Linked DNA regions of Homo sapiens: region 2 is linked to region 1. A link is an interaction called in ENCODE POLR2A ChIA-PET data of the cell type or tissue named here. Cell type or tissue: B cell. All regions are shown on one strand. Links, peaks and the distances in the headings refer to the core of each region. The heading gives the core; the rest is flanking DNA. Region 1 has its middle 15 kb from the start of SP7. Region 2 overlaps PCBP2 (poly(rC) binding protein 2).

Region 1 (16,019 bases), core at 3,485-11,484:
TTTGTTTTGTTTTTTGACAGGAGTTTTGTTCTTGTTGCCTGCCACCACGCTCAGCTAATTTTTTTTTTTTTTTAATTGAGATGGAGTCCAGGATGGTCTCAATCTCTTTACATCATGATCCACCCGCCTCGGCCTACCAAAGTGCTGGGATTATAGGCATGAGCCACTGTGCCTGGCCCCTAGATTTATTTTTTTCTAGAGTTTTACAGAATGGAGGCTGAAGCAACTCCATCTTGGATGTTAATCTGCTATGTTGACTTCTGAATAACCCCAGCTCCAGGAATGCCTCTAAAATTTTTATTTTATCTACTGATCTTTGGGTAAGAGCATATACTTATCATAAATCCTGCCCTTAGGTCAAGACCACCTTGACCATGAATCTTGCCCTTAGGCAGATTCACAGAACATTCTTGCCTTTCCCATAGAGGTCGACTTCAATTGTCCTACACATTCCTTCCCTATGGTATATAAATTCTGGATCTGGAGATTAATGGCACAGGGATACACTGTCTTGTCTCACCACTGCCAGAGATACAAACAGGGCTTCTGTTTGTAAGTCCCTGTTAAATGTTTCTTTCTTTTTTTGAGACGGTCTTGCTCTGTCGCCCAGGCTGGAGTGCAGTGGTGCAATCATGATTCACTGCAGCCTCAACCTCCCAGACTCAAGTGATCTTCCTGCCTCAGCCTCCCCAGTAGCTGGGACCATAGGCAGGTGACACCACACACAGCTAATTTTTTTTTTTTTTTGACGGAGTTTCGCTCTTGTTGCCCAGGCTGGAGTGCAGTGGCATGATCTTGGCTCACCGCAACCTCCGCCTCCCGGGTTCAAGCGATTCTCCTGCCTCAAGCGGCCGAGTAGCTGGGATTACAGGCATGTACCACCTCACGTGGCTAATTTTATATTTTTAGTAGAGACAGGGTTTCTCCATGTTGGTCAGGCTAGTCTTGAACTCCCGACCTCAGGTAATTCACCCACCTCGGCCTCCCAAAGTGCTGGGATTAAACAGGCGTGAACCACCACGCCCTGCCTTTTTCTGTTTTTTGAGACAGAGTCTCACTTTGTCACTCAGGCTAGAGTACAATGGCTTGATCTCGGCTCGAGGCAGCCTCTGTCTCCCGGGTTCACGTGATTCTCCTGCCTCAGCCACCCATGTAGCTGGGATTACAGGCACCTGCCATCATGCCTGGCTAATTTTTGTATTTTTGTAGAGAATGGGGTCACCATGTTGGCCAGGCTGGTCTTGAACTCCTGACCTCAGGTGATCTGCCTGCCTCAGCCTCCCAAAGTGATGGGATTATAGGCGTGAGCCACTGTGCCTGGCCTACACAACCTCCGTCTCCCAGGTTCCAGCAATTCTCCTGCCTCAACCTGCCGAGTAGCTGAGATTACAGGCATGTGCCACCTCACCCGGCTAATTTTATATTTTTAGTAGAGACAGGGTTTCTCCATCTTGGTCAGGCTGGTCTCCAACTCCTGACCTCAGGTGATCCACCCGCCTCGGCCTCCCAAAGTGCTGGGATTACGTGCGTGAACCACTGTGCCTGGCCAAGATCTCTGTTTTAATGCTGGTCATTAGAGGGGCGAGGTGGCTGATGCCTGTAGTCCCAGCTACTTGGGAGGCTGAGGCAGGAGAATGGCGTGAACCCGGGAGGCGGAGCTTGCAGTGAGCTGAGATTGGGCCACCGTATTCCAGCCTGGGTGACAGAGTGAGACTCCGTCTCAAAAAAATAAAAATAAAGGCCAGGCGCAGTGGCTTACCCTTGTAATCCCAGCACTTTGGGAGGCTGAGGCGGGCGGATCACGAGGTCAGGAGATCGAGACCATGGTGAAACCCCTTCTCTACTAAAAATACAAAAATAAAAATTAAATTAAATTAAAAATAAAATAAAGTGTTTCAGTTGGTTGTTGGGGCTCATGCCTGTAATCCCAGCACTTTGGGAGGCTGAGGGGGGCCGATCATGAGGTCAAGAGATTGAGACCATCCTGGCTAACATGGTGAAACCTTGTCTCTACTAAAAATACAAAAATCAGCTGGGCGTGGTGGCACATGCTGCCTATAGTCCCAGCTACTCGAGAGGCTGAGGTAGGAGAATAACTTGAACCCGGGAGGTGGAGGTTGCAGTGAGCTGAGATCGCGCCACTGCACTCCAGCCTTGTGACAGAGCAAGACTTGACTCCGTCTCAAAAAAAAAAGTTTCATCCAGCAAAAAAAAGATTTATACATGTTTCTACAGGTATATCTAGTTTATCACTTCATTTATTTTATTTGTTTGTTTGTTTTTGTTTTTGTTTTTTGTTTTTTGTTTTTTTGAGACGGCATCTTGCTCTTCTCGCCCAGGCTGGAGTGTAATGGCACGATCTCGGCTCATTGCAACCTCCACCTCCCAGGTTCAAGCGATTCTCCTGTCTCAGCCTCCCAAGTAGCTGGGATTACAGGCACCCATCACCACACCCGGCTGATTTTTGTATTTTTAGTAGAGATGGGGTTTCGCCATGTTGGCCAGGCTGGTCTCAAACTCCTGACCTCAGGTGATCTGCCTCCCTCAGCCTCCCAAAGTGCTGGGATTACAGTCATGAGCCACTGCGCCCGGCCCATTTATTTTATTTTTTATCGTAGAGATGGGGTCCTGCTATGTTGAGCAGGCTGGTCTCTAACTACTGGCTTCAAGCAATCCTCCTGCCTCAGCCTCCCAAAGTGCTGGAATGCTAGAATTGCAGGTGTGAGCCACTGCACATGGCCTAGTTTATCACTTCTAACTTATGCATAGTATTCCCTGCAAGATGGAGAACTAGCTTCTTTTTAACTTTTTTATTATTATTATTACTTTTTGAGACATAGTCTTACTCTGTTGCCCAGGCTGGAGTTCAGTGGCACCGTGTTGGCTCACTGCAACCTCCATCTCCTGGGTTCAAGCAGTTCTCCTGCCTCAGCTTCCCAAGTAGCTGGGATTACAGGCACCCACCACCAAGCCCGGCTAGTTTTTATATTTTTAGTAGAGATGGTGTTTCACCATGTTGGCCAGGCTGGTCTCAAACTCCTGTCCTCAGGTGATCCACCCACCTCAGCCTCCGAAAGTGCTGAGATTACTGGTGTGAAGCCACCACGCCTGGCCAAGAACTAGCTTCTTGAACCAGAAAGCTGTCATGAATATTCTCAAACATGTTACCTTATAGTTCTGTGTAATACTTTCTCATGGTGAAGATTCTAATATAAAAGCCTGGTCATTTCACCTCCTTACTCCACATCTTTCAATAACTCTTCATTTCTTTTTCTTCTTTTAAGTTTCTGTGGGCTTTCTGAGAACAAAGATTAGACCTTGAGTGCAGTGGTAGGACGGCAGCTCACTGCAAACTGTCTCCCCAAGCTCAGGTGACTCTCCCACCTCAAGCTTCCCAAGTAGCTGGGACTACAGGTGGATGCCATCACGCCTGGCTAATTTTGTGTGTCTGTGTGTATTTTTACCTGAGGTGTGGTTTCACAAAGCCTTCCAGAGGCCAAGGCTGGTCTGGAACTCCTGGACTCAAGCAATCCACCCGCCTCAGCCTCCCAAAGTGCTGGGATTACAGGCATGAGTCACTGTGCCCAGCCTCTTTTTTTCTTCTTTCTTTTTTCTTAAGACAGGGTCTCATTGGGCGCAGTGATTCACGCCTGTAATCCCAGCACTTTGGGCGGCTGAGGTGGGTGGACCACCTGGGTTTAGGAGTTTAAGACTAGCCTGGGCAACATGGCGAAACCCAGTCTCTACCAAAAATACAAAAAAATTAGCCGGGTGTTGTGGTGCTCGCCTGTGATCTCAGCTACTCAGGAGGCTGAGGTAGGAGGACTGTTTGAGCCTGGGAGGCAGAGGTTGCAGTGAGTCAAGATTACGCCATTGTACTCCACCCTCAGTGACAGAATGAGACCCCATCTCAAAAAAAAAAAAAAAAAAAAGGTCTCATCATGTAGCTGATCTGGAACTGGGCTCAAACTGGACTCCAGCGACCCTCCTGTGGGACTATAGGCATGTGCCAGTACATCCAGCCCTTCTTTTCTTTTGTTTCTTCTTTTGTTTTTTCTTTTCTTTTATTTTCCTTCCTTTCTCCCTCCCTCCCCACTGCCTTCCTTCCTGCCTTCCTCCCTCCCTCGCTTCCTTCCATCCATCTTGCTCTGTCACCCAGGCTGGAGTGCAATGACATTATCATAGATCACTGCATGTTTGAACTCCTGGGCCCAAGGTCTCCCCCTGCCTCTGCCTCCAGAGTAGCTGGGACTATAGGTGTGCACCACTGTGCTTAGCTCCCGGCTCTTTATTTATCTTCATTAACTCTTTTTTTTTCTTTTTGAGACGGAGTTTTTGCTCTTGTTGCCCAGGCTGGAGTGCAGTGCCGCGATCTCGGCTCACTGCAACCTCCGCCTCCTGGGTTCAAGCGATTCTCCTGCCTCAGCCTCCCGAGTAGCTGGGATTACAGGCACGTGCCACCATGCCCAGCTAATTTTTTCTATGTTTTTAGTAGAAACGGGGGTTTCATCTTGTTGGCCAGGCTGGTCTTAAACTCCTGACCTCAGGTGATCCACCTACCTCGGCCTCCCAAAGCAGAGGCATTATAGGCATGAGCCACTGCGCCCAGCCTTATCTTCATTAACTCTTATAACTTTTTTTTTTTTTTTTTTTTTTTCTGAGACAGAGTTTTGGTCTTGTTGCCCAGGCTGGAGAGCAATGGTGCAATCTCGGCTCACTGCAACCTCTGCACCCCGGGTTCAAGTGATCCTCCTGCCTCAGCCTCCCGAGTAGCTGGGATTACAGTCGTGTGCCATCATACCTAGCTAATTTTGTATTTTTAGTAGAGATGGGGTTTTACCATGTTGGTCAGGCTGGTCTCGAACTCCTGACCTCAGGTAATCTGCCCCCTCAGCCTCCCAAAAATGCTGGGATTACAAGCATGAGCCATTGTGCCCGGCCAACTCTTATAACTCTTGAAAGAAGTTCCTGACAGGTATTCACCAAATGCATGTTGATTTGAGGAGAGAATCCAGACCATGCTAGCCTCCACTGTGGGAAGCTGGGCCTGTCCTGTCCCTGTGCTGGTGAAGCAGGGCGTGTACATTCATGTTCTCCAGAGATTGTCTGTCTTACTCCTCCTGGCCCACTTTCCCCTACTGCCACCTTTTCCCCACCGTACTGTATGCATCTGCCATTCATCCTTCACAGTTCTTTTTTTTTGAGATGGAGTTTCGCTCTTGTTACCCAGGCTGGAGTGCAATGGCACAATCGCAGCTCACCGCACCCTCCGCCTCCCTGGTTCCAGAGATTCTCCTGCCTCAGTCTCCCAAGTAGGTGCAATTACAGGCATGCACCACCACGCCCAGCTAATTTTGTATTTCTTCTTATTTTTTTTTTGGAGACAGAGTCTTGCTCTGTTGCCCAGGCTGGAGTGCAGTGGCGCGATCTCGGCTCACTGCATCCTCTGCCTCCCTGGTTCAAGAGATTCTCCTGCCTCAGCCTCCCGAGTAGCTGGGACTACCGGTGCGCGCCACCACACCCAGCTAATTTTTGTATTTTTAGTAGAGAAGGGGTTTTATCATGTTGGCCAGGATGGTCTCGATTTCTTGACCTCGTGATCCACCCCGCCTCGGCCTCCCAAAGTGCCGGGATTACAGGCGTGAGGCACCACATCCGGCCAATTTTTGTATTTTTAGTAGAGACGGGGTTTTACCATGTTAGCCAGGATGGTCTCGAACTCCTGACCTCAGGCAATCCACCCACCTCAGCCTCCCAACGTGCTGGGATTACAGGCATGAGCCACCATGCCTAGCCTAATTTTGTGGTTTTAGCAGAGATGGGGTTTCTCCATGTTGATCAGGCTGGTCTCAAACTCCAGACCTCAAACAATCCGCCCACCTTGGCCTCTAAAAGTGTTGGGATTACAGGTGTGAGCCACCACGCCCGGACTCATCCTTCACAGTTCTACACTGTGGTTCCCTTCTCTGGGAAGTCTCCTCAAGACTGAGCTGGGGACTGCTACCTCAGCATTGGCCTTTGTAATAACTGCCATGTGGCAGGCAATGACCTTTATGTATTTCTCCTTACGCAGTGAATTTTTATATATCATCTTAGTCTACTATGAAGGTCTTCTACCCCCATTTTATACACAAGGAGACTGAGGCTCAGATAGATAGCGCAACTAGCAAGCGTTGGCACTTTAATTCACACCCTACTCTGACTTCCAAGGGAGTGTACTTAAGCACTACTCAAACTGCCTCTCAGTATCATACAAGTGTAGTGTTTACCAAGCTCTCTTCCACTAGGTTGCACACTTCTTGTTAAATGTTATATTGTACACTTCTAGCACATACCTGGCACACAGTAAATGCTTAGGAAATGTCTGTGAAAAGCAATCAGGTAGGCTAGTGGGGCAAGAAATAGACCAGCACTTGCTGAACTCTAACTAGGAGTCAGGATACCTTGTGTTTGCCCTCTCTGTACCAAGACTGTAGGGAACGATAGAATAAGTACCATAACTCTGAGACTTTTTCCCACCTCAGCCCTTGCCTCAAGCGCTGACAACTCTGCCACTGTCCCCTGCAAAAAAGGTACCAAAACTCTGTCTCCAGCCATGAGCCCCAAGCAGTCCGTGATAGGTGTTGTTGAGCGGCTCACTTCTGCCACCTGGTGGTAGTAACAAGCCTTTCTTATTCTCCAGGGCAGTGGACCCAAGGGAAGGTCTTGTCTAGAAAAGAGTAGAAGAAGCTCTTTGCACACTGCCCTTTCCCCTGAGGGTTTTCTTTTTGTGGAATCCTTTCTCATTTGCAGCACGCCTTGACATTCCTGTTTTCCAATATGCTGAATTGGATAGAGTTAAGACCCTTAAAGATCCTAAGCTCGGAAAAGATTGTGGTGCGCACCTCTACCATGAGGGCTTCAAGACAGAAACAATACAAAAAGCTGTCCCGGCGCGGTGGCTCACGATTGTAATCCCAGCACTTTGGGAGCCCGAGGCGGGCGGATCATCTGAGGCCAAGAGTTCGAGACCAACATGGCGAAACCCACGTCTCTACTAAAAATACGGAAAAAAATTAGCTGGGCATGGTGGCGCGCGCCTGTCATCTCAGCTATTCAGGAGGCTGAGGCAGGAGAATAGCTTGAACCCGGGAGGTGGAGGTTGCAGTGAGCTGAGATGGTGCTACTGCATTCCAGCCTGGGCAACGAGAGCAAAACTCCCTCTCAAAGAAAAACAAAACAAAACAAAAAAGGGCCGGGCGCGATGGCTCATGCCTGTAATCTCAGCATTTTGGGAGGCCGAGGCGGGCGTATCACGAGGTCAAGAAATCGAGACCATCCTGGCCAACATGGTGAAACCTCATCTCTACTAAAAAAAATACAAAAATTAGCTGGGCGTGGTGGCGCACCGCTGTAGTCCCAGCTACTCGGGAGGCTGAGGCAGGAGAATTGCTTGAACCCGGGAGGCGGAATTTGCAGTTGGCAGAGATTCCGCCACTGCACTCCAGCCTGGGCGACAGAGAGAGACTCCGTCTCAAAAAAAAAAAAAAAAAAAAAGAATCAGGCCCCCACCCACTGCAAGCTCCGCCTCCTGGGTTCACGCCATTCTCCTGCCTCAGCCTCCCGGGTCGCTGGGACTACAGGCGCCCGCCACCACACCCGGCTAATTTTTTTGTACTTTTAGTAGAGACGGGGTTTCTCCGTGTTAGCCAGGATGGTCTCGATCTCCTGACCTCGTGATCCGCCCGCCTCGGCCTCCCAAACTGCTGGGATTACAGGCGTGAACCACCGCGCCCGGCCTCCCTGCCCACCTTCTTATCCCTCGCTCCCACCAACTCTAAGAAAACACATTTCAGGCTGGGCGACGTGGCTCACGCCTGTAATCCCAACGCTTTGGGAGGCCGAGGCGGGTGAATCACCTGAGGTCGGGAGTTTGAGTCCAGCCTGACCTACATGGAGAAACCCCATCTCTACTAAAAATACAAAATTAGCCAGGCGTGGTGGCACATGCCTGTAATCCCAGCTACTCAGGAGGCTGAGGCAGAAGAATCGCTTGAACCCAGGAGGTGGAGGTTGTGGTGAGCCGAGATCACGCCATTGCACTCCAGCCTGGGCAAAAAGAGTGAAACTCCGTCTCAAAAAAAAAAGAAAATAAAATAAAACATATTTCACCTTCAAAGAAGGATCCTAAAATGGTAATCTCTCTCATTTGTTGAATACTGTTTTTTTAAATGAGTTTCATTAAGAATAGCCATCTTGACTTTTGTCAAATGTCTTCTTAGCATCCATTGAATTGATGATATGATTTTTCTTTTCTTTTATTTATTTATTTTTTTTGGAGATGGAGTCTCGCTCTATCCCCCAGGCTGGAGTGCAGTGGTGTGATCTCAGCTCACTGCAACCTCTGCCTCCCAGGTTCAAGCGATTCTCCTTGAGAAGATTAGCTGGGATTACAGGTGCCTGCCACCATGCCCAGCTAATTTTTGTGTTTTTAGTAGAGATGGGGTTTTGCAATGTTGGCCGGGCTGGTCTCGAACTCCTGACCTCAGGTGATCCACCTGCCTCAGCCTCCTGAAGTGCTGGGATTACAGGCATGAGCCATCACGCCTGATTGATTTTTCTTGTTTAACATATTAATGTGTTCTTTTTATTTAATTTATTTATTTATGTATTTATTTTGAGATGGAGTATCACTCTTGTCACCCAGGCTGGAGTGCAGTGGTGCGATCTGGGCTCACTGCAATCTTCACCTCCTGGGTTCAAACAATTCTCCTGCCTCAGCCTCCTGAGTAGCTGGGATTACAGGTGCTCACCACCAAGCCTGGCTAATTTTTGTACTTTTGGTAGAGATGGGGTTTCACCATGTTGGCCAGGCTGGTCTCGAACTCCTGACCTCAAGTGATCCGCTCGCCTGGGCCTCCCAAAGTGCTGGGATCATAGGCCTGAGCCACCGTGCCTGGCCTATTTTTATTTTTATTTATTTATTTATTTTGAAACGGAGTCTCGCTCTGTTGCCCAGACTGGGAGTGCAGTGGCGCAATCTCGGCTCACTGCAAGCCCCGCCTCCCGGGTTCACGCCATTCTCCTGCCTCAGCCTCCCGAGTAGCTGGGACTACAGGCGCCCACTGCCATGCCTGGCTAATTTTTTTGTATTTTTAGTACAGACAGGGCTTCACTGTGTTAGCCAGGATGGTCTCGATCTCCTGACCTCATGATCCGCCCGTCTCGGCCTCCTAAAGTGCTGGGATTACAGGCATGAGCCACCGCGCCCAGCCCTATTTTTATTTTTTAAGACAGAGTCTTACTGTGTCACCCAGGCTGGAGTGCAGCGGTGCAATCTTGGCTCACTGCACCCTTCGCCTCCTGGGTTCGAGCGATTCTCCTGCCTCAGCCTCTTTTTTTTTTTGAGACGGAGGCTTGCTCTGTCTCCCAGGCTGGAGTGCAGTGGAGCCATCTCCGCTCACTGCAAGCTCTGCCTCCTGGGTTCACGCCATTCTCCTGCCTCAGCCTCCCTAGTAGCTGGGACTACAGGTGCCCATCACCACGCCCGGCTAATTTTTTTTATTTTTTTTAGTAGAGACAGTATTTCACCATGTTAGCCAGGATGGTCTCGATCTCCTGACCTCGTGATCCGCCCGTCTTGGCCTCCCAAAGCGCTGGGATTAAAGGCATGAGCCACCGCACCCGGCCTACCTCAGCCTCTTGAGTAGCTGGGACTACAGGTGTGTGCTAACATGCCTGAATAATTTTTGTATTTTTATTAGAGACAGGGTTTCACTATGTTGGCCAGGCTGGTCTCGAACTTCTGACCTCAGGTGATCCACCCACCTCGGCCTCCTAAAGTGCTGGGATTACAGCCGTGAGCCACCACACCTGGCCTAATGTGTTCTTTTTTTTTTTTTTTTTTTTTTTTTTTTTTTTTTTGAGATGGAGTTTCGCTCTTGTTGCCCAGGCTGGAGTGCAATGGCAGGATCTCGGCTCACCACAACCTCCACCTCCCAGGTTCAAGCAATTCTCCTGCCTCAGCCTCCCGAGTAGCTGGGATTACAGGCATGCACCACCATGCCCGGCTAATTTTGTATTTTTAGTAGAGACGGGGTTTCTCCATGTTGAGGCTGTTCTCGAACTCCTGACCTCAGGTCATCTGCCCGCCTCGGCCTCCCAAAGTGCTGGGATTACAGGCGTCAGCCACCGTGCCCGGCCGAGGTGTTCTTTATTAACTAATTCCATTCATTCCTGCGGTAAATCAGAAAGGGACCTTAGAGATCATGGAGACTAGTGGTTCTCAATTAGACATAGCCAAATTACTATTTCTTTTTTTTTTTTTTAAGAGATGGCCTTCTCAGAGATTGCAGTAAGCTAAGATTGCGCCACTGCACCCCAGCCTGGGTGATCTGTCTCAAAAAAAAAAAAAATGTCATGTTGTACAGGCTGGTCTAGAACTCCTGGCCTCAAGCCATCCTCGTAACTCAACCTCCTGAGTAGCTGGGATTACACGTACATGCCACCATGCCCGGCAAATTCCTTCATTTTTGAATGAGGAAATAGAGGCATTGAGAAGTAAAGTGAGTCATCTATGCCTTCAAATATGGTCCCTAGTTTTTTCTTTTTTCTTTTCTTTCTTTCTTTTTGTGTGTGTGTGTGTGTGTGTGTGTGTGTGTGTGTGTGTGTGTGTTTGAGACGGAGTCTTTCTCTTGTCATCCAGGCTGGAGGCTGGAGTGCAATGGCGTGATCTTGGCTCACTTCAACCTCTGCTTCCTGAGTTCAAGCAAGTGTCCTGCCTCAGGCTCCTGAGTAGCTGGGATTACAGGCACTCACCACCAAGCCTGGCTAATTATTTTGTGTTTTTAGTAGAGATGGGGTTTCACCATGTTGGCCAGGCTGGTCTCAAACTCCTGACCTCAGGTAATCTGCCCAACTTGGCTTTCCAAAGTGCTGGGATTACAGGCGGGAGCCATTGTGCCTGGCCCCTAGTTTTCTCCTGTATCTCTTTTCCCTAACCACACTACTAAATTCCTAAAGAGCAAGGACTGAGGGTTGTATACAGCATTTTCTCTACAGTGTTTCACCCAAGAGGCCACTCAATAAATGCCATTGACTACCAAATTGACGAATTAGTCTTTTGTATTGGAGCTAGAGCAAAAAGTTACAAGCTAAAAGGAAGATAGACGATGATGGTTATACCACATAAAGGACTTCTGGGCAAGGCATGGTGGGTTATGCTTGTAATCCCAGCACTTTGGGAGGCCGAGGTGGGAGGATGGCTTGAGCCCAGGAGTTCAAGACCAGCTGGAGAACATAGGGAGACCCTGTCTCTATAAAAATATAAATAAATAAATAAATAAATAAATAACTTCTGGATAGTTGGAGGCAAACCATTAAATATGTGAGTAAAGATGGCTTGACGTGTTGCCACCCCAGGTGAGCTTGGGAAAGGAAGATATACCTTCTAACTGGGCCACAAAACTGAAGAAAGAACACAAGGACTTTTGGCCATCCTGATTAGCTTTGGTTCTTATGATTATATAGTCAGTCCCTCATCCGTTTGTGGTAACCATGCATCCCAGATTTTCTGGAACTTTCCAATTTCAAATATTTCCCTAAACCAGTAATATGTTCCAGGAAAGAGAAGACTATGTATCTCCATCCTCAGCTTTTCCATAGTTCTGTCCCATAGTGTATCCATGCACAAATCTGTGCCCTTTCTAGCAAAAGACAAATGAGGGATGTAAAAATTAGGGTCTTCAGGCCGGTCGTGGTGGCTCAGACCTGTAATCCCAGCACTTGGGAGGCCCAGGCGGGCAGATCACAAGGTCAGGAGATGGAGACCATCCTGGTTAACATGGTGAAACCCCGTCTCTGGTAAAAATACAAAAAAAAAAATTAGCCAGGAGTGGTGGTGGGCGCCTGTAGTCCCAGCTACTCGGGAGGCTGAGGCAGGAGAATGGCATGAACCTGGGAGGTGGAGCTTGCAGTGAGCCGAGATCGTGCCACTGCACTCCAGCCTGGGTGACAGAGCGAGACTCCGTCTCAAAAAATAAATAAATAATAAAAATAATAATACAAATACAAAAAATTAGCCGGGCCTGCTGGCGGGCGCCTGTAGTCCCAGCTACTCGGGAGGCTGAGGCAGGAGAATGGTGTGAACCCGGGAGGCGGATCTTGCAGTGAGCCAAGATCGTGCCACTGCACTCCAGCCTGGGCGACAGAGCGAGACTCCGTCTAAAAAAAAAAAAAATTAGGGTCTTCAGGGCCAGGCGTGGTGGCTCACACCTGTAATCCCAGCACTTTGGGAGGCCAAGGTGGGTGGATAACCTGAGGTCAGGAGTTCGACACCAGCCTGGCCAACATAGTGAAACCCCATCTCTACTAAAAATACAAAAATTAGCCAGGAGTGGTGGCGCACGCCTGTAGTCCCACCTACTCGGGAGGCTGAGGTAGGAGGATCGCTTGAACCCAGGAGGCAGAGGTTGCAGTGAGCTGAGATCATGCCACTGCACTCCAGCCTGGGTGACAGAGCAAGACTCCGTCTAAAAAAAAAAAAAAGTAGGGTGTTGTACTGGAAATGTGATGGGCAGAAGATAATATGGTTGAAGAATGGGCTAAGCTGGGGGCATAATCCCTACCCTCTTCTTCTCAATCACCAAGACTGAGATAGAAGAGATCAGGAGGAGCAGTGCTGGGGCAGTATGTCACCAGTAAGGCCACAAAATCCCCAGGGTTACTCTCTGTCTCCAGGAGTTACTCTGGTGTTCTCCTTCCTCCTCTAGGCTCCCAGAGCTCCCTGCAGCTGCACACATTCTTCCCCTTTCTTTGTCCCTTGGCTGCCATGAGCGAGCCCACTAGACATCATATGCATCTTCTCCAAGAATCTGGAAGCAACTAGAAAGTGCTCTGAAGGTAGCACTTGAGAAGAAGCTCCCACAGCCTTCCTCTACCCCAGTTCCCAGGATCCTGGAGAGATGATGGGTTAGGCAGGCCTGAGTGCCATCTAGAATTGGAATGGGATGGTTGGTGGGTGTTGTCTGGCAGGGCACATTAGATGTCTCTGTCTGTCTCCTCTGTTAATTGAGGTCCTTCTGCTATCCTGTGCCAATGTTCTTGGATTCCTAAGGTCTCCTTATCTGGCAAGAAAGGCCTTAGGGTCCTTTAGAGGGCCAGGTAGAGAGAGAGGGTGATCATCTACGGGTGTGTTAACTTCTTCTAAGACCTGGCCTCTGTGGTTCATGTGTCCCCATGAATGCCCATGGTGTGACTATGACATGTGGTGTGTGCCTGTGTCAGCCTCTGTGTGTCAGGGCAGGGGCTCCTGTGGTGTGCCTATGTGTTGGGAGGGGGTGATGGTGAGAGCCTGGCTCCCTCTCCTCCTCCCCCATCCCTTCTCCCATCTGGCCTTGATCAGCCGGTCCCTAGGGAGGGAGCCGCGGTTTCGGATACAGGAAAATGTTCCAGGAAGCGGCCACTGTGCTGGGCCCTGCTCTGGCTCCCCCAGCGGAAATTGTTCCAGGAGGGAGGGAGGAAGGGAGTGTTGAGATAGGATTAAGGGAGGAGTGGGTTGGTTCTTGGCTCCCCTTTCCACAGGATAAAGCTGGATAAGTTGATGGGAAGCTCAGGTCAGCCAGGAACCTGGATGCTGCCACTGAAATCACTGAATGCAGGAAAATGGGCCAGCAAAAGAGGGTCCCCTTGCCTATCTGCTTCTCTTTTTAATGAAGTTTCAGTATTGGGACGAGGGTGGCCCCTGAGGGTCCCTCTTCTGGCCCTGCTATCATGTACACAAGCTGGAGACCAGAGCACCTGGGTCTTGTCTGAAAGTGGTGTGGCTTGGTGGGGAGGTAGGGGGCATACGATTCAGCTCCCTTTTCTCCCAACTGAGGGGGCTTTGAAGCTTGGATCCAGGACTGGGAGGGCTGCCTAATTGGGATAATGGAGGTTAATGGGGCGCCTGGAGGGGGTTGCCACGCTCCTAGATCAAAGGGGCCAGCTCTTCCCAGCCACCACAGCTGGAGGTCACAGCTGGAGGGGGAGGGGGAGGGGCTTCGGGCCAGCCAGCAGGGGGTGCTCCGGCCCTGGAAAGCCCGTCCTCTGAGTCTCTGATTCTCTTCTTCGCTTGGAACGGCTTTTGCTTAGAGAGTGCATTGGGGAGCGGAGGATAAGAGAATGGGGGAGCTCTGAGATCCCTACTCCTCTCTGTGTGGGGTGATGGGGAAGAGAAAGGGCATGAGAGACTGGCAGGCTGGGGGCCAACGGGATGTTGGCACCGTCGGGACCTCGGGCACTGCAAGATCCGGAGGAAGAAGCTTGGATGCAGCCTCGAGAAAGCTACGGCGGAAGAGGCAGGACTCCGGTCCTGGGTTCGGGCGGCTGAGAAAGGACTGGGCCGGGCAGCGGGGGGCGCTGGCTGGGCGGAGGCGAAGGGGCATCCGGAGTTCCCCCGCCGCCGCCCCCTCCCCCGGGCTGGCGCTCCCTCTCGGGCTCTAATCGGCGCGGCGGCCGCAGCGGGCAGAGTCAGCGCCGCCAGTCTCCGGGACGCGACTCCCAGCAATTGTGGTCGGGACCGCAGATATGCAGCTGCCTCCTGCCCGGGCGCCTGGCCCGGCCGGCCCCGCCCGCGCCCCGCCCCCTGCCGCCCGCCCCTCGGCCGCGCCGGGACACTGAGGCACGGGATGGAGGCGAGATCCCCGGCGGCCCTGAGCCTGGCCTAGGCCGCAAGAGACCTCCCAGCAGCCCCGGAGCTCACGACCTGTCCTGTCCTTCTGAGGGTGCCTATCTCCCCCACAGCTGTGGCTGGGGGCTAAGACCCCCCAAATCCTGCCTCAGCTTCAACCGTCCTTCTTGCCTCACACGTCCACGCGAGGTGGGGGTGGATGGGGGCATTGAACAGCGCTTTGAAATCCAGAGGGGGGCGTCCCATTGAGGCTATGTGGGGAGGAGGTGTTAATGTTGGTAGCTGAGTCCCAAGGACCTTCATTAACTGAGGCGGTGGAAAGTGGGCCTAGGTAGGCTTATAACTTACAGCGGGTTCCTATGTAGGGGAGGTGATGGAAGGTGGGGAGAGGGAGAAATGGGTGAAAAGGGGGAAAGGAAATAGTTCAGGAGGGATTGGGGCAGAGGGCAGAGGCGGGGGTTCTTCTGGGAGACTGAGGGCCAGGTCCTCAGATACTGCCCTGGCCCTTCACTGTTGGCCGGATCCAGCAACTGTCAAGAGCCATTCTCAGAACTGAATAGATACCTCTAAAATGCCTGCATATCCTGTGTGCAAGTGCACACATCAACACACAGATCAAGGGAAGTCATGTGTGACTACTCACCCCTCACATCTGATTGGACACCAAATCCTCTCCACCTCACATCCTCAATATCACCCCTTCATTGACTTATTTTTTTATTTTTTTTTTTCTTGAGACAGAGTCTGGCTCTGTCGCCCAGGCTGCAGAGCAGTGGCACAATCTCAGCTCACTGCAACCTCCGCCTCCCAGGCTCAAGAGATTCTCATGTCTCAGCCTCCCAAGTAGCTGGGATTACAGGCATGTGCCAAAAATTGGCACAGCCAATTTTTGTATTTTTAGTAGAGAAGGGGTTTCACCATGTTGGCCAGGCTGGTCTCAAACTCCTGGGCTCAAGTGATCTGCCCGCCTTGGCCTTTCAAAGTGCTGGTATGTGCCACCGTGCTGGCCCCCTCCACTGACTTCTGCTCATCCTCTCTGCTACTGCAGGCCACACCTTCCCACATCTTGCTTGGACTGCTGCAACAGATTGTTTCCTTGCCTCCGATTTTGCCCTTCTCCCAACTGTGACAATACTGCTAGGCACCATTTATGGAGCAACTACTAAGTGCCAGACACTGTGCTAAGAACTCAACACTTTTTATTGCTAATCCTTGTAACAACCCTGGGAGGTTACCATATTAAGTTGCCCCTTTCAACAGGAGAGGAATCTTAGGCCTCAAAGGTTAAATAGCTCACCCAAGCTTGCACCATTGTAAATGCCTGATTTACCCAGAACCGCCTGGCTCTAAGCCCTTATTTCATTCTCCTCTC
Region 2 (15,086 bases), core at 6,666-14,665, 130 kb before region 1:
CTGAACTGAGCCCCTAAGACCACCAAACAGCTTAGCATTGACATTCTGCTGTTATACAAGAAGGAGCTAGAGAGAATTCAGAGAGTTTACCTGCCACAGGCTTCCAAAATCTCAGGCCAGAGAACCTAGAAGGTGGGATAGATGGGGGGTGACTTCCTACCCCACTCTACCCTGTAGCCTCCTTATGGAGTCACTTTGGGGCCACCAGCAAAGCACTGAATTAGGGCCTGTTGGGTGTCCAAAGAGCCTCCTCCCCTGGCACATGTATGGCTTAGAGATCATTCTGTCCCCTCACCCAATGTGAGGCAGAAGCACCATCAACACTTGGTAGATATGGTTGACAGTGAGTGACAGAGAGACCCACCCTCCTGTCACATTGCTGCCCTTCCCCCATGCTCTGCATAATTGATAACGGAGAGACAGCTACCCTCCCCCAGGGTGACTGAACGTCTGGGCCAGGGGCTCCTAGCCATCCTAGACGCCCCTCCAAAGCTCTGGCGCCAAGGCCCAGCCAGGGGGCAGTGGGACACAGCTGGCAGGTCAGAAATAAAGGAAACAAAAAGGGGTATGTGTGTGTGTGTTGGGAGAGAGGAATCTCCACTTTACTATAGCTCCCAGGGGCAGCAGCTTTCCCTCACTCCAGGTCAATGTGGAAGAGCCGTCAACTAGCCTGAGATCTTTCCCTTGGTCCCATCTCCTACTTCTTCAGCTATCCCCACTACCGTAAAAGACAAACAGGTGAAATGGCTTCTCTCCTTCTCTCCCCAGCTGCTGGCCCTGGATACCAGAAGGGCCTCTGGGGAAGCCTGGTGAACTGGAGGGAGGCTCGGCTGGCTGCAAGTGTCTCTGAGCATGTCACCCTTTCTATGCCTAAACCACCTAGTCGTCAAACAACCAGATGACGGCTGAAAAATTCCTTTAAAAAGCCAGGTGCTGTGCCTACTCAAAGCTCGGCTTCTAGACAGAAAAGGAGATGGGTGTTCTCCGTGTTTCTCACTCCCCTTTCATCTCCATTTTCTCAGGGTCCTCTGCTTTTCCAAACAGCTTTTCAAGCCATCCTTCTCGGGGTTGACTCCGCTTGACGCTGCTCCGGTGTCTGTATATGTCTCAGCTCCTTCCTCCTTCCTAGCTGTACCTTTCGCCTTTTCTGTGCCCTGTCTCCCTTTCTCTCATTTCCTGCTTTCCTTCCCTGTGGTACTGCACCCCCAATGCCAACCCCACAAGTCCCCTCCTGCCAACACCAGACGCCTCAGCCGAAGATCTCTCTGCATGCGGGGGCAGGGGAAGGAAGGGAACACAGATGGGGCAGACCGCTGGGTGGGGGTCCGCACCTAAGATCCTCGCAGCCATCCCGGCAACCAGCCACCTGGGCCGGCCCAGGTCAGGGGCGGGGCCCAGGCACAGCCCCGCCCCCACGTCGCGCTCACGTGATCCGGGGCTAATCTTGTCCTGGTGACTTCACGCGCCGCCTCAGGCCCAGTCGTCATGGTTACGCCGCAGCGCCCAGCGCTTCCCCCAGCCGGCCGTGTCCCTTCCCTTTCCCCACCCGGACCACCCCCTTCCGCCGCCGCGGCCCCCGCCCCAGCCACGCGCCACGTGACGGCCGGGAAGGAGGTCGGGAAGGGGGAGGGGGCGCTGTGGCCGTAACCCCTTCCTCCCCACTTTCAGCGGTCCTGACTTGGGCTTCGTCCTTCCATTGCTGGTGACCAAGCTGTCCAGGGCACGGCCCCGGCTCCTCCCCGAGGGCTCCAATCCCGCCATCCCTCCCTCCTGGCCTGCCAGGCGAGAGCGTCCCAGAGTCTTGGGCCTTGTTTCTGGGTGGTCCAGAAGCGAAGCCCGGGGTTGCGGCGGAGTGGGAGGTGGTGGGGGCGGGGAGGGAGGTTGGGGGGCAGGCAAAATCCCTTGGGTCCTCCAGACGAAATTCTCCCATATGTTGGCACTTTGCTTGGTCTGTGTTTGTCTGTAATTTGCATTGCAACCTACACCTTACCTCTTGAAGCCACAAATAACGCGTGGGATATGTTGGGGATTTGGAAGCTGAACTTTAGTGTGATTTGTGCTTTCTGGGCCTCAGTTCTCTCAAGAATATAATGGGACCAGTAGTACCTCCTTCACCTGGCTCTTCTGAGGATTCAGGGAGCTAGTTTTGTGTGTGTGTTTGCGCGCGCGCGCGCGCGCAGAGAGAGTGTGCGGGGCTTAAGGCGATCCTCCGGGGTGAGTAGAGCAGTGGTTCCACCTTACCGAGCACCTTCTGCGTGCCAGGTGCTGTTGCAAGCCATGGTTCCCTTGTGATGCGAAGTCATCTCTCTAAAGGCTGTCCAGGCTCTCAAAGGAGCCAGACGCCCGACTACATTGTCCGTCCAGTATAATGGGAACCATGATAGAGGACGCATAGTGGGGCTGTGTCAGCCCAGAAGGCGCATTAACCTAGAGCGGATCAGGAAAGAAGGACGTCCAGGATAAAGTGACACCTGGATAGAGATGAGAAGCGCCTTCCAGGCTGGGGGTGAAGCTTGAGCTTCTTTTTCTTCTTCTTCTTTTTTTTTTTTTTTTTGAAACAGAGTCTTGCTCTGTCACCCAGGCTAGAGTGCAGTGGCACAATCTCGGCTCACTGCAACCTCCACCTCCTGGGCTCAAGCGATTCTCCCACCTTAGCCTCTCAAGTAGCTGGGACCACAGGCATGCGCCACCACGCCCAGCTAATTTTTTGTATTTGTAGCAGAGACAGGCTCTCCCCATGTTCCCCAGGCTGGTCTCAAACTCCCGAGCTCAAGCGATCCGCCCACCTCGGCTTCCCAGAGTGCTGGGATTACAGGCGTGAGCCACTGCGCCCAGCAGAGCTTGAGCTTCTTAATAGCTATGGCCCTGTGGGCAGATTATTTAATACCTCTATGCCTGCCGGGCGCGGTGGCTCACGCCTGTAATCCCAGCACTTTGGGAGGCCGAGATGGGCGGATCATGAGGTCAGGAGATCGAGACTATCCTGGCTAACACGGTGAAACCCGGTCTCTACTAAACACAGAAAAAATTAGCCGGGCGTCGTGGCGGGCGCCTGTAGTCCCAGCTACTCGGGAGGCCGAGGCAGGAGAATGGTGTGAACCCGGAAGGCAGAGCTTGCAGTGAGCGGAGATCGTGCCACTGAGCTCCAGCCTGGGTGACAGTGCAAGACTCCATCTCAAAAAAAAAAAAAACCTCTATGCCTTAGTCTGTAAAACGGGGCTAATAATGCCCAGCTTACAGTTTTGAGGATTAAATATGCAAAGTGCTAATGCACCTTTACCAGAAGCTAACATACTTAGTAAGCCTGTTTTTCTTTTCTTTTCTTTTTTTTTTTTTTTTTTGAGACAGAGTCTCACTCTGTCGCCCAGGCTGGAGTGCAATGGCGTGATCTTGGCTCACTGCAACTTCCGCCTCCCGGGTTCAAGTGATTCTCCTGCTTCAGCCTCCCGAGTAGCTGGGACTACAGGCGACCGCCGCCCCACCTGGCTAATTTTTTGTATTTTAGTAGAGACGGGGTTGCACCGTGTTGCCCAGGCTGGTCTCGAACTCCTGAGCTCAAGCAATCCTCCTGTCTCAGCCTCCGAAAGTGCTAGATTACAGGCGTGAGCCACTACGCCCAGCCGTAAGCCTTCCTTAAGTTAGCCATTATCATTGGGTGTCCTGGTTCAAAAACCCGACGTGGCCAAGTTTGTTGGTGGGGGTGGTTGTTTTTTCTTTTGTGACAAGGTCTCGCTCTGTCGCTCAGGCTGCAGTTCAGTGGTGCAATCACTGCTCACTGCAGCTTCACCCTCCCAGGCTCAAGGTATCCTCCCACCTCAGACTCCTGAGTAGCTGGAACTAAAGGTGCACATCACCACACTCAGCTAATTTTTTTTTTTTTTTTGAGATGGAGTCTCACTCTGTTGCCCAGGCTGGAGTGCAGTGGTGCGATCTCGGCTCACTGCTCAACCTCCACCTCCCATGTTCATGCCATTCTTCTGCCTCAGCCTCCCGAGTAGCTGGGACTACAGGCGCCTGCCACCACACACGGCTAATTTTTTGTATTTTTTAGTAGACAGGGTTTCACCGTGTTAGCCAGCATGGTCTCGATCTCCTGACCTCGTGATCCGCCCGCCTCGGCCTCCCAGAGTGCTGGGATTACAGGCATGAGCCACTGTGCCTGGCCGGCTAATTTTTATATTTTTGTAGAGATGGCTTTTCACCATGTTGCCCAGACTGGTCTTGAACTTCCAGGCTTCAGTGATCCACCTGCCTTGGCCCCTCAAATTTCTGGGATTAAAGGTGTGAGCCACCATGCCTGGCCCAATCTGTTTTTTGTTGTTGTTGAGACACAGTCTTGTTCTGTCACCCAGGCTGGAGTACAGTGGCGTGATCTCGGCTCACTGCAACCTCCTCCTCCCAGATTCAAGCAATTCTCGTGCCTCAGCCTCCTGAGTAGCTGGGACTACAGGTGCCCACCACCACGGCCGGCTAATTTTGGAGATTTTTAGTAGAGACGGGGTTTCACCATGTTGGCCAGTCTGGTCTCAAACTCCTGACCTCAGGTGGTCCGCCTGCCTCAGCCTCCCAAAGTGTTGGTATTACAGGCATGAGCCACCACACCTGGCCCCCAATCTGTTTTAGAAAGATCCTTCTGAAGGAGCTGGGTGGAGAATTGGGGTTAGGGAGGGCACTTGGAGACCAGCTGTCCTGGGCCAGGTGAGGACAGCTAATGAGGGTTGAACTAAGGCAGTAACAGTGGGACTGGAAAATAGCATGCACTGGGTTAGAGCTTTACAAATCTAGGGTGCTTGTTAAATATGCTGATTCCAGGCCTACCACCCTCACCCCCCAGGAAAAAGTCTTCAAGGGAAAGGCCTGGTAATTATTACAAGAACTATCAGAGTTTCCCAAGCCTCCTTGTGTGCCTGTGTAATCATCTACTGAACCCTTCTAGATGTAGAGATTCCTGCCACTCCTCCCCCACTGCAATTCAGAATGTATGGCAATCATTTCCAGACTAACCCAGGGGCTCATGGAAGGACCCTGCTAGCTATGAGGAACAATTAGAGGGATGCTTGTTCTTGGGAATCTTCAAATCTCAGGATCTGGTAACTGACAAGTGTGGAGTGAGTTGGGAGACCAGCATGGCGCCTGGGGCCAAGTTCTGGACAAGTCTGGTGTAGGATTAAGGGTTTGCTGTGCCTTAGTGACAGCCAGTTTATTCCTTTGTATAGCTGAGGCTCAACTACAGCTCGCCTGAGGTCACATAGCCATTATGTGGCAGAAGCAAGTCAGGATTCAGGGTTTTTGTTTGTTTGTTTGTTTTTTGAGACGGGGTTTGGCTACTTCGCCCAGGCTGGGATTCAGTGGCTTACTGCAACCTCCGCCACCTGGGCTCAAGCAATCATCTCACCTCAGCCTCCAGAGGAGCTGGGACCACAGTCACAGGATCACCATGCCCAGCTTTGTTGTTTTTTGTTTGTTTGTTTGTTTCTATTTTTGGTAGAGACAGGGTTTTGCCATGTTGCCCAGGCTGGTCTCAAACTTTTTTTTTTTTTTTTTTTTTTGAGACAGAGTTTCACTCTGTCGCCCAAGGCTGGAGTGCAGTGGTGTGATCTTGGCTTACTGCAACCTCACCTCTGGGGTTCAAGTGATTCTCCTGCCTCAGCCTCCCGAGTAGCTGGGATTACAGGCATCCACCACCACGCCCAGCTAATTTTTTCTTTTTAAGTAGAGACAGGGTTTCGCCATGTTGGCCAGGCTGGTCTCAAACTCCTGACCTCAAGCGATCCACCCACCTCAGCCTCCCAAAGTGCTAGGATTACAGGCGTGAGCCACTGCGCCCAGCCAAGGTCTCAAACTCTTGAGCTCAAGTGATCCACCTGCCTCAGCCTCCCAAAGTGTTGAGATTACAGGCATGAGCCAACACACCGTGCCAGATTCAGGTTTTTTAATGGTTGCTTTTTATTTATTTATATATTTTTTTAGACAGAGTTTCGCTCTTGTTGCCCAGGCTGGAGTGCAGTGGCATGATCTTGGCTCACCAAAACCTCAGCCTCCCGGGTTTAAGCAATTCTTCTGCCTCAGCCTCCCAAGTAGCTGGGATTACAGGCATGTGCCACCACGCCTAGCTAATTTTGTATTTTTAGTAGAGACGGGGTTTCTCCATGTTGACCAGACTGGTCTCGAATTCCTGACCTCAGGTGATCCGCCCGCCTCGGCCTCTGAAAGTGCTGAGATTACAGGTGTGAGCCACTGCACCCGGCCTAATGGTTGCTTTTTAAATAGCACCCAGCTATGAACTGGGACACATCTCCATTGCCTGGAAAGTTTGGGGAGCAGAGGATGGGGCAATGGAGAAGAGGAAAGAGAAGACAAGACCTTGTTTGACCCCTGGGAGAGCCGCTGGACTGAAGGGAGGGCCAAGGGGGATGAAGCAGTGGCCTTCTGTGACAGTGTCTGCATCCCCATTGGCTGCTTCTGCCTTTTTCCCCACCTGTGCTGGGGGGACAGAACTCTGTGGTTACAACCTTCACTTACCTTGGAGAGGCCCAGGGGTGTGTTTTAGAATGAGGCTCTCACCTGAGTTGAGTGTTCCTGAGAGGGCCTCAGTAGTACCGTGTGTAAGTACCTGGGTGGGAGGCCCGGGTGCATCGCCTGTGTGTAGGCAGCTCAAGAATGCTGTCCAAGGGTGTCTGAAAGGTTTACCAGCATCCTGTGTGTGCTTCAATGTGAAGGAGGTCTAGGTGTTACTATTGTGTGCCTGAGGTTGACCCCGAGGTAAAGGTGTAAATGTGAGACCCTTCTGATACCTGTGTGTGCCTGTGAGTCTCGGGTGAAAAAAATGTGCTGCAGCAATGAATTAGTCATCTTACAGGGAGAAGGGAACTCATCTGTTACCATTACTCTTGAATTTGAGACATATTTTACCAGTGTGTACCCACGTGGGGCTGTTACCTGAGAATGATACTCAGGTACGATACCTGTCTACCTATTACTTGCCTTACTAACATGCCTGAGAGGAAGCCCAAGTGTATCAGATTTCCTAAGATGGCTCAAGGTGCAATTTGGAGGGCCATGGGAAACGGAGCCACAAGTGTTACCTCCAGCGGGGCTACTGTGAACCCAGCACCCCAGTCTGTGCCTCTGGGATAAGTGTCCTGAGCAGGCAGTCCTGGGGCTTTAACAGCCCAGCCCCTCCTTCCTTCATTCCCACAGGGCCCAGTGTTCACCATCATACCAGGGGCCAGAGGCGATGGCTTGCCTCCATGAGACCCGAACACCCTCTCCTTCCTTTGGGGGCTTTGTGTCTACCCTAAGTGAGGCATCCATGCGCAAGCTGGACCCAGACACTTCTGACTGCACTCCCGAGAAGGACCTGACGCCTACCCAGTGTGTACTTCGAGATGTGGTACCCCTTGGTGGGCAGGGTGGGGGAGGGCCCAGCCCCTCCCCAGGTGGAGAGCCGCCCCCTGAGCCTTTTGCCAACAGTGTCCTGCAGCTACATGAGCAGGATGCAGGGGGCCCAGGGGGAGCAGCTGGGTCACCTGAGAGTCGGGCATCCAGAGTTCGAGCTGACGAGGTGCGACTGCAGTGCCAGAGTGGCAGTGGCTTCCTTGAGGGCCTCTTTGGCTGCCTGCGCCCTGTCTGGACCATGATTGGCAAAGCCTACTCCACTGAGCACAAGCAGCAGCAGGAAGGTAGGCCACGTCCTTGTGGGAGCCTCCTCTCTGTTTCCCTGAGCCCGAGATCTGTTGGTCAGCTCCGCTAAAGTCACGCAATGGTCCCTTCCCTCCCCATGGCCCAGCCCTAGTCCCTTAGCCATCCATCAGCCTCTAACTTCCCAGCTTCTTTTAAGGCCACCCATTCATTCCTTCCCTGTCCCCTCGAACCTTCTTCTTGGCCTATTTTTGGCTTTCTGCCTCACCCTCCTTAAGTCAATTCAGCCAACCCAATGCTATCCTGTCCCTGGCCTTGAGTGTGGCTCTTTCTGAGGCTTGTGGCACTGTGCCTCCTGCCCACAGACCTTTGGGAGGTCCCCTTTGAGGAAATCCTGGACCTGCAGTGGGTGGGCTCAGGGGCCCAGGGTGCTGTCTTCCTGGGGCGCTTCCACGGGGAGGAGGTGGCTGTGAAGAAGGTGCGAGACCTCAAAGAAACCGACATCAAGCACTTGCGAAAGCTGAAGCACCCCAACATCATCACTTTCAAGTGAGGTCCAGGGCAGGGGCTGGGTGTTGGGGATACTATGCTAAGGCCTGGTACCCTCCTGGGCAGTGGGACCTACCCCATCCTTCCCCAGAGGAGATCCATAGGTGGAATGGGTGGGAATGGGGGTTCCAGGTATGAATCAGGTGAATGCTGAGCCAGCTGAGGCCTTCATACCATTGTTTGGCTCCCAGGGGTGTGTGCACCCAGGCTCCCTGCTACTGCATCCTCATGGAGTTCTGCGCCCAGGGCCAGCTGTATGAGGTACTGCGGGCTGGCCGCCCTGTCACCCCCTCCTTACTGGTTGACTGGTCCATGGGCATCGCTGGTGGCATGAACTACCTGCACCTGCACAAGATTATCCACAGGGATCTCAAGTCACCCAAGTGAGTAAGCAAGCAGGGAGCAACAGATGTGCATGCAGGTGACCCACTCAAGTCAGTGTGGCCTTCTCCCGGCTTCCAAACCATGCCCTAGGTCCATGTGGCCATCTCAGAAACCTCTTCCAAGTGACAGTCCCATCTCAGAAGGGCTGTAGTGAGCCCCTCACCTTTGAGTGTCCCAAATGATTTTAAACTGAAAGGCAGGCCGGATGCAGTGGCTCACGCCTGTAATCCCAACACTTTGGGAGGCCGAGGCGGGTGGATCACAAGGTCAAGAGATCGAGACCATCCTGGCCAACATGGTGAAACCTCGTCTCTAATAAAAATACAAAAAAATTAGTCAGGCGTGGTGGCGAGTGCCCGTAGTCTCAGCTACTCAGGAGGCTGAGGCAGGAGAATCACTTGAACCCAGGAGGTGGAGGTTGCAGTGAGCCGAGATTGAGCCACTGCACTCCAGCCTGAGTGACAGAGTGAGACTCCGTCTCAAACAAACAAACAAAAAAACCTGAAAGGCAGAGTTGCTGCAGAGTTAGATGAGGTGTGTGGAGGGGTGTGGACCCCAGCTGACTACACTCTTTACCAGCATGCTAATCACCTACGACGATGTGGTGAAGATCTCAGATTTTGGCACTTCCAAGGAGCTGAGTGACAAGAGCACCAAGATGTCCTTTGCAGGGACAGTAGCCTGGATGGCCCCTGAGGTGATCCGCAATGAACCTGTGTCTGAGAAGGTCGACATCTGGTGAGAACTAGGCTGAAAACTGAGAAGAGTGGGTGGCCAGCCCTGGGGGGATTGTGGGCAACTTCTAGGGCTTGAGCACAAGTGATGTCCCCTCATCCCTAGGTCCTTTGGCGTGGTGCTATGGGAACTGCTGACTGGTGAGATCCCCTACAAAGACGTAGATTCCTCAGCCATTATCTGGGGTGTGGGAAGCAACAGTCTCCATCTGCCCGTGCCCTCCAGTTGCCCAGATGGTTTCAAGATCCTGCTTCGCCAGTGCTGGTAAGGATGGTCTGGGCTGGGATACTGGGCCTGGAGAAGTTGAGAAGCACGGTAGTACTGGGCTGGACTGACCAATAAATGGCAGGGGTACATTTAATTCAAAGAGACTGACTTTCATCTGAATCAGGCTCATGCTACCTTCTGAGCTGAGTCACCAGGGGTAATTGGTATCTACTCTGAACCTGTTTCCTCATCTATAAAATACACTTAACGATATCTGCATTCCTGATTTGTCATGAAGTGCCAGTGAGTGCATACAAGTACAAGGAAGGAGCAGCATAACCACCAAGCATGGTTGGTTGAGCCTCAAGTAAACAACCTTAGAACACAGAAGGAAAGGACCCCAGACCCTCATTTGGAACCTAGACCCAGGGAAGTTTGACGATTGCTAATCTGTCACTGAGCATTTCCCAAAATGTGGTTCCTTCAATGAAGTTATTCAGAAAAGGCTTTTATTTTGGGAGACAAGTTGGAAAATATGGGGTTCAATAGGTTTCCTTACTGCAGGATTTTGACACACTAATGAATAGTGTGTAATATTCTCTAGAGACAGTTGACCATAAGTTCTTTTGTCACAGAGTACATTCTAGGATTGGATTCTCCAGGACACACTTTGGGAAAGGATGCTCCAGTTCCTATCTGATCCTCCCTCAAATTCTCCCCTCTCCTTCCTAACTCCATTCCTTTCAGGAATAGCAAACCACGAAATCGCCCATCATTCCGACAGATCCTGCTGCATCTGGACATTGCCTCAGCTGATGTACTCTCCACACCCCAGGAGACTTACTTTAAGTCCCAGGTGTGCTGTGGGTAGGAAAATAAATACCTAACTCCCCTTCTTTGCAGAGATGATGCTATTTGAGGGGGAGGCTGGGAAATGGGTTGAGTGGGACTGAAGAGATTGGCTCTTAGAGGGCTGAGTCAATCCACTCCTTTTTGCTCCAGCACACACATTGGCAGTGGTGTGGGCAACCTGCAGAGCCTTTCACTGGGTGAAGGGATGGCTCTCACTCTTCATCTGCTCTCAACCCATAGGCAGAGTGGCGGGAAGAAGTAAAACTGCACTTTGAAAAGATTAAGTCAGAAGGGACCTGTCTGCACCGCCTAGAAGAGGAACTGGTGATGAGGAGGAGGGAGGAGCTCAGGTGAGTTCCCGTGCTTGGGGAGGTGATTTTACTAACAGCAAGGACTATGCACCCAGTCAGCTCCTACCCAGCCCCAGGGCGGGTGGAAGGACTACGAAAGGACTGTGGACAGGAATTCTGAGACTGAGATCTGTTATGGCCCTAGGTGAACCCAGTTCACCTTGGGGAACCTTTCTGCCCGTTGCAGACACGCCCTGGACATCAGGGAGCACTATGAAAGGAAGCTGGAGAGAGCCAACAACCTGTATATGGAACTTAATGCCCTCATGTTGCAGCTGGAACTCAAGGAGAGGGAGCTGCTCAGGTAACCCTACCTGTCCTTATGCACCAAGCCCTGGAGCTGTGCCTGCCTTAGAGGTCCTACTGAGACTGGGGTGCCCCTTCCTGGTCATTTGCCCAGCTGAGAAGGTGCCTGGATCTTTAGGCGAGAGCAAGCTTTAGAGCGGAGGTGCCCAGGCCTGCTGAAGCCACACCCTTCCCGGGGCCTCCTGCATGGAAACACAATGGAGAAGCTTATCAAGAAGAGGAATGTGCCACAGAAGCTGTCACCCCATAGCAAAAGGTGGGACATGAGTACTGTGGTTCCAATATGGCAAGAGGGATACTGAAGTGGCAACAGGTATATTAGCAGGGAGATGTGTACTTTAGTGTCCAAGGTTAGGGAGTGCTTTGAGTACATAGATTTGGCAGTCTTAACCTTTTACTTTTCCTCTTCTTCCAGGCCAGATATCCTCAAGACGGAGTCTTTGCTCCCTAAACTAGATGCAGCCCTGAGTGGGGTGGGGCTTCCTGGGTGTCCTAAGGGCCCCCCCTCACCAGGACGGAGTCGCCGTGGCAAGACCCGTCACCGCAAGGCCAGCGCCAAGGGGAGCTGTGGGGACCTGCCTGGGCTTCGTACAGCTGTGCCACCCCATGAACCTGGAGGACCAGGAAGCCCAGGGGGCCTAGGAGGGGGACCCTCAGCCTGGGAGGCCTGCCCTCCCGCCCTCCGTGGGCTTCATCATGACCTCCTGCTCCGCAAAATGTCTTCATCGTCCCCAGACCTGCTGTCAGCAGCACTAGGGTCCCGGGGCCGGGGGGCCACAGGCGGAGCTGGGGATCCTGGCTCACCACCTCCGGCCCGGGGTGACACCCCACCAAGTGAGGGCTCAGCCCCTGGCTCCACCAGCCCAGATTCACCTGGGGGAGCCAAAGGGGAACCACCTCCTCCAGTAGGGCCTGGTGAAGGTGTGGGGCTTCTGGGAACTGGAAGGGAAGGGACCTCAGGCCGGGGAGGAAGCCGGGCTGGGTCCCAGCACTTGACCCCAGCTGCACTGCTGTACAGGGCTGCCGTCACCCGAAGTCAGGTAAAGTATGGGAAGGCTCCCAAGCTCTTTCCCTTTTTCCTTATCCTCCCTGGGGTCCAAGTCTAATCCCCCACATTATGCTCAATTTTAAGCCATTCCCTACTTCACCCTTCGTAACTATGTTCCCTTCTCCTGGATTCTTAGTGACCTCTTTCCACTTCTAATCAGACCCCCCCCACCCCATCTCTCCTGCAGAAACGTGGCATCTCATCGGAAGAGGAGGAAGGAGAGGTAGACAGTGAAGTAGAGCTGACATCAAGCCAGAGGTAAGTGATGGCATTACAAGAATTAATGGCATTCTTGTTTTCTGCTAGGGGCAGAACCAAGCTGTAATCCCCCTCTTCAACATGTAGGTGGCCTCAGAGCCTGAACATGCGCCAGTCACTATCTACCTTCAGCTCAGAGAATCCATCAGATGGGGAGGAAGGCACAGCTAGTGAACCTTCCCCCAGTGGCACACCTGAAGTTGGCAGCACCAACACTGATGAGCGGCCAGATGAGCGGTCTGATGACATGTGCTCCCAGGGCTCAGAAATCCCACTGGACCCACCTCCTTCAGAGGTCATCCCTGGCCCTGAACCCAGCTCCCTGCCCATTCCACACCAGGAACTTCTCAGAGAGCGGGTGAGTGGCACAACAGCAAAAAGCAGATATTGAACAGGGAGAGCTGTAAGCAGATGCCTTGTCTTTTAACAGCTTTTGGGGAGACAGCTGCACAGGCCAGAAAGTACCATAAAGAGCAAATATCCACGTGGTGGAATTTCAGAAGCCTCTTGCACAGAGCATCTATTACGATGCCTGACCAGTAGCTTGCATGTAGCTATAAATTGCAGCCAGGGAATGATTCTGAAAGGAGTCTGACACCTTGGAGAATGGCCTGAGCAACTGAAATCTGGAAGGAATAAAACCAGTAAGCTGGCTGGGCATGGTGACTCACGCCTGGAATCCCAGAACTTTGGGAGGCCGAGGCGGGTGGATCACAAGGTCAGGAGTTCAAGACCAGCCTGACCAATATGGTAAAACCCCATCTCTATTAAAAGTACAAAAATTAGCTGGGCGTGGTGGTGCATGCCTGTAGTCCCAGCTACTCAGAAGGCTGAGGCAGAAGAATTGCTTGAACCTGGGAGGCAGAGGTTGCAGTGAGCCGAGATTGTGCTACTGCACTCCAGCCTGGGCGAGAGTGAGACTCTGTCTTAAAAAACAAATCAGTAAGCCACTGGCTATTAAAATGACCCCAGCAAAGAACCCCAAGGAATCTCACTCCATTTCTACTCTTTCTCACAGGGCCCTCCCAATTCTGAGGACTCAGACTGTGACAGCACTGAATTGGACAACTCCAACAGCGTTGATGCCTTGCGGCCCCCAGCTTCCCTCCCTCCATGAAAGCCACTCGTATTCCTTGTACATAGAGAAATATTTATATAAATTATATATATATACATATATATATATATATGCGCCACATAATCAACAGAAAGATGGGGCTGTCCCAGCCGTAAGTCAGGCTCGAGGGAGACTGATCCCCTGACCAATTCACCTGATAAACTCTAGGGACACTGGCAGCTGTGGAAATGAATGAGGCACAGCCGTAGAGCTGTGGCTAAGGGCAAGCCCCTTCCTGCCCCACCCCATTCCTTATATTCAGCAAGCAACAAGGCAATAGAAAAGCCAGGGTTGTCTTTATATTCTTTATCCCCAAATAATAGGGGGTGGGGGGAGGGGCGGTGGGAGGGGCAGGAGAGAAAACCACTTAGACTGCACTTTTCTGTTCCGTTTACTCTGTTTACACATTTTGCACTTGGGAGGAGGGAGGCTAAGGCTGGGTCCTCCCCTCTGAGGTTTCTCAGGTGGCAATGTAACTCATTTTTTTGTCCCACCATTTATCTTCTCTGCCCAAGCCCTGTCTTAAGGCCCAGGGGGAGGTTAGGAGACTGATAGCATGTGATGGCTCAGGCTGAAGAACCGGGGTGCTGTTTAAGTCCCTGCTTTTATCCTGGTGCCTGATTGGGGTGGGGACTGTCCTACTGTAACCCCTGTGAAAAACCTTGAAATATAACACTCCATGCAGGCCCAGCTGTTGAGGGTTTTCTTGATGAATGAATGGGGTACCATACATGGTTAAGATAAAGCCTTGGGCTCCGGACTTTATCTGAGGTGTCTGGAGAAGTTCTCCTGCCCCTCCACTTTTTTGCATCTACTCTCACTAAATGAGTATAATGTCAAGCCCCAACTTTCTAAAATTATAGGAATAAATGGTAGCAGATACATCCTTCTAACTTGTTATGGAGGACTATAAATGAAGTTACTAAAAACAATAGACTGAAATTTTTAGTTTAAAATATGCAAGCCTGAACAAGGGGACCAACATTCCCAAGAAACTGGAACCCAGTCAGACATATGATCAACTGCTTAATGTGTATGCCATGTATGTCATGTGTCATTCCTTTCCCCCACCCCCTCCCTAGTGGAAGTGCTTGCCTACTCCCCTAGGACAGGTAAGTCCTCGGAAAGTCTAATCCTCAATCTTTTGGGCACAAGTTTTATAAGGGCCAACCAAGCATGGAGTCAGGGAAAAATAGGATCGAGGGCCACAAAAAAAGATGGAAGTGGTAAAATAGAAGAAAACATCTTAACCGGAATAAAGGCTTCCATTCAAAACCCAAGAAGGGTCCTTTGAGGGATAAAAGGTACAAAAATAACAGCAAGACAAGAGGAATAAAACCCACATGAATCACTGTGGCATCCAGTTTCTATTCACAAAGAAAAAGCTCCAGTCCATCTTTTAATTTTTTTGAAAAATTCCTGACATTACAGAACTAAACTGAAATGTATTAATATTCCACTCTTACATTTCCATGACAAACAGAAAAATTCATGAGCCAAAAAAAAAAAACCAGGGAGAAGCTTATAAAACTAAATATGGATCTCAGCATCAACAGCTGAACAGAGAAAGGAATTAAAACGCTTTAATTAAAAAATCACGAGTGGATGATAAAGTGTGTAGAAACTGAAAATTTACAAA

The links. Peaks named below come from ENCODE experiments on the same cell type or tissue, not always from the same donor. Only the 100,000 strongest peaks of a DNase experiment are listed, where the experiment ranks them.
Region 2: POLR2A ChIA-PET joins it to region 1 with 7 read pairs; 15 of 35 experiments call an interaction of 5 or more read pairs at or near these places.

Annotation. Positions count from the first base shown.
Region 1 is chr12:53,343,410-53,359,428 of GRCh38, reverse strand. It overlaps a transcript of SP7 not described here. Among named protein-coding and RNA genes, the nearest start is that of SP7, 15 kb to the right of the region's middle. RefSeq lists silencers at 6,613-6,672, 13,948-14,007, 14,398-14,567. In B cell, for the core only: CTCF peaks have their summits at 6,440 and 6,643 (motif pointing left); a DNase peak (open chromatin) is centred at 6,638.
Region 2 is chr12:53,479,543-53,494,628 of GRCh38, reverse strand. PCBP2 (poly(rC) binding protein 2) reads right to left here. Exons shown (of 15, transcript NM_031989.5): 15 at 13,467-15,086. It overlaps MAP3K12 (mitogen-activated protein kinase kinase kinase 12), which reads left to right. Exons shown (of 14, transcript NM_001193511.2): 2 at 7,201-7,682; 3 at 8,007-8,190; 4 at 8,382-8,573; 5 at 9,154-9,312; 6 at 9,415-9,573; 7 at 10,264-10,372; 8 at 10,609-10,718; 9 at 10,906-11,022; 10 at 11,143-11,280; 11 at 11,440-12,064; 12 at 12,260-12,330; 13 at 12,418-12,688; 14 at 13,349-14,960. The coding sequence starts at 7,238. The coding sequence ends at 13,447. Among named protein-coding and RNA genes, the nearest start is that of MAP3K12, 12 kb to the left of the region's middle. RefSeq lists a silencer at 1,502-1,751 and an enhancer at 11,761-12,274. In B cell, for the core only: a CTCF peak has its summit at 12,412; DNase peaks (open chromatin) are centred at 8,514, 11,018, 11,284, 12,458 and 3 weaker places; H3K27ac peaks cover 1,148 bases.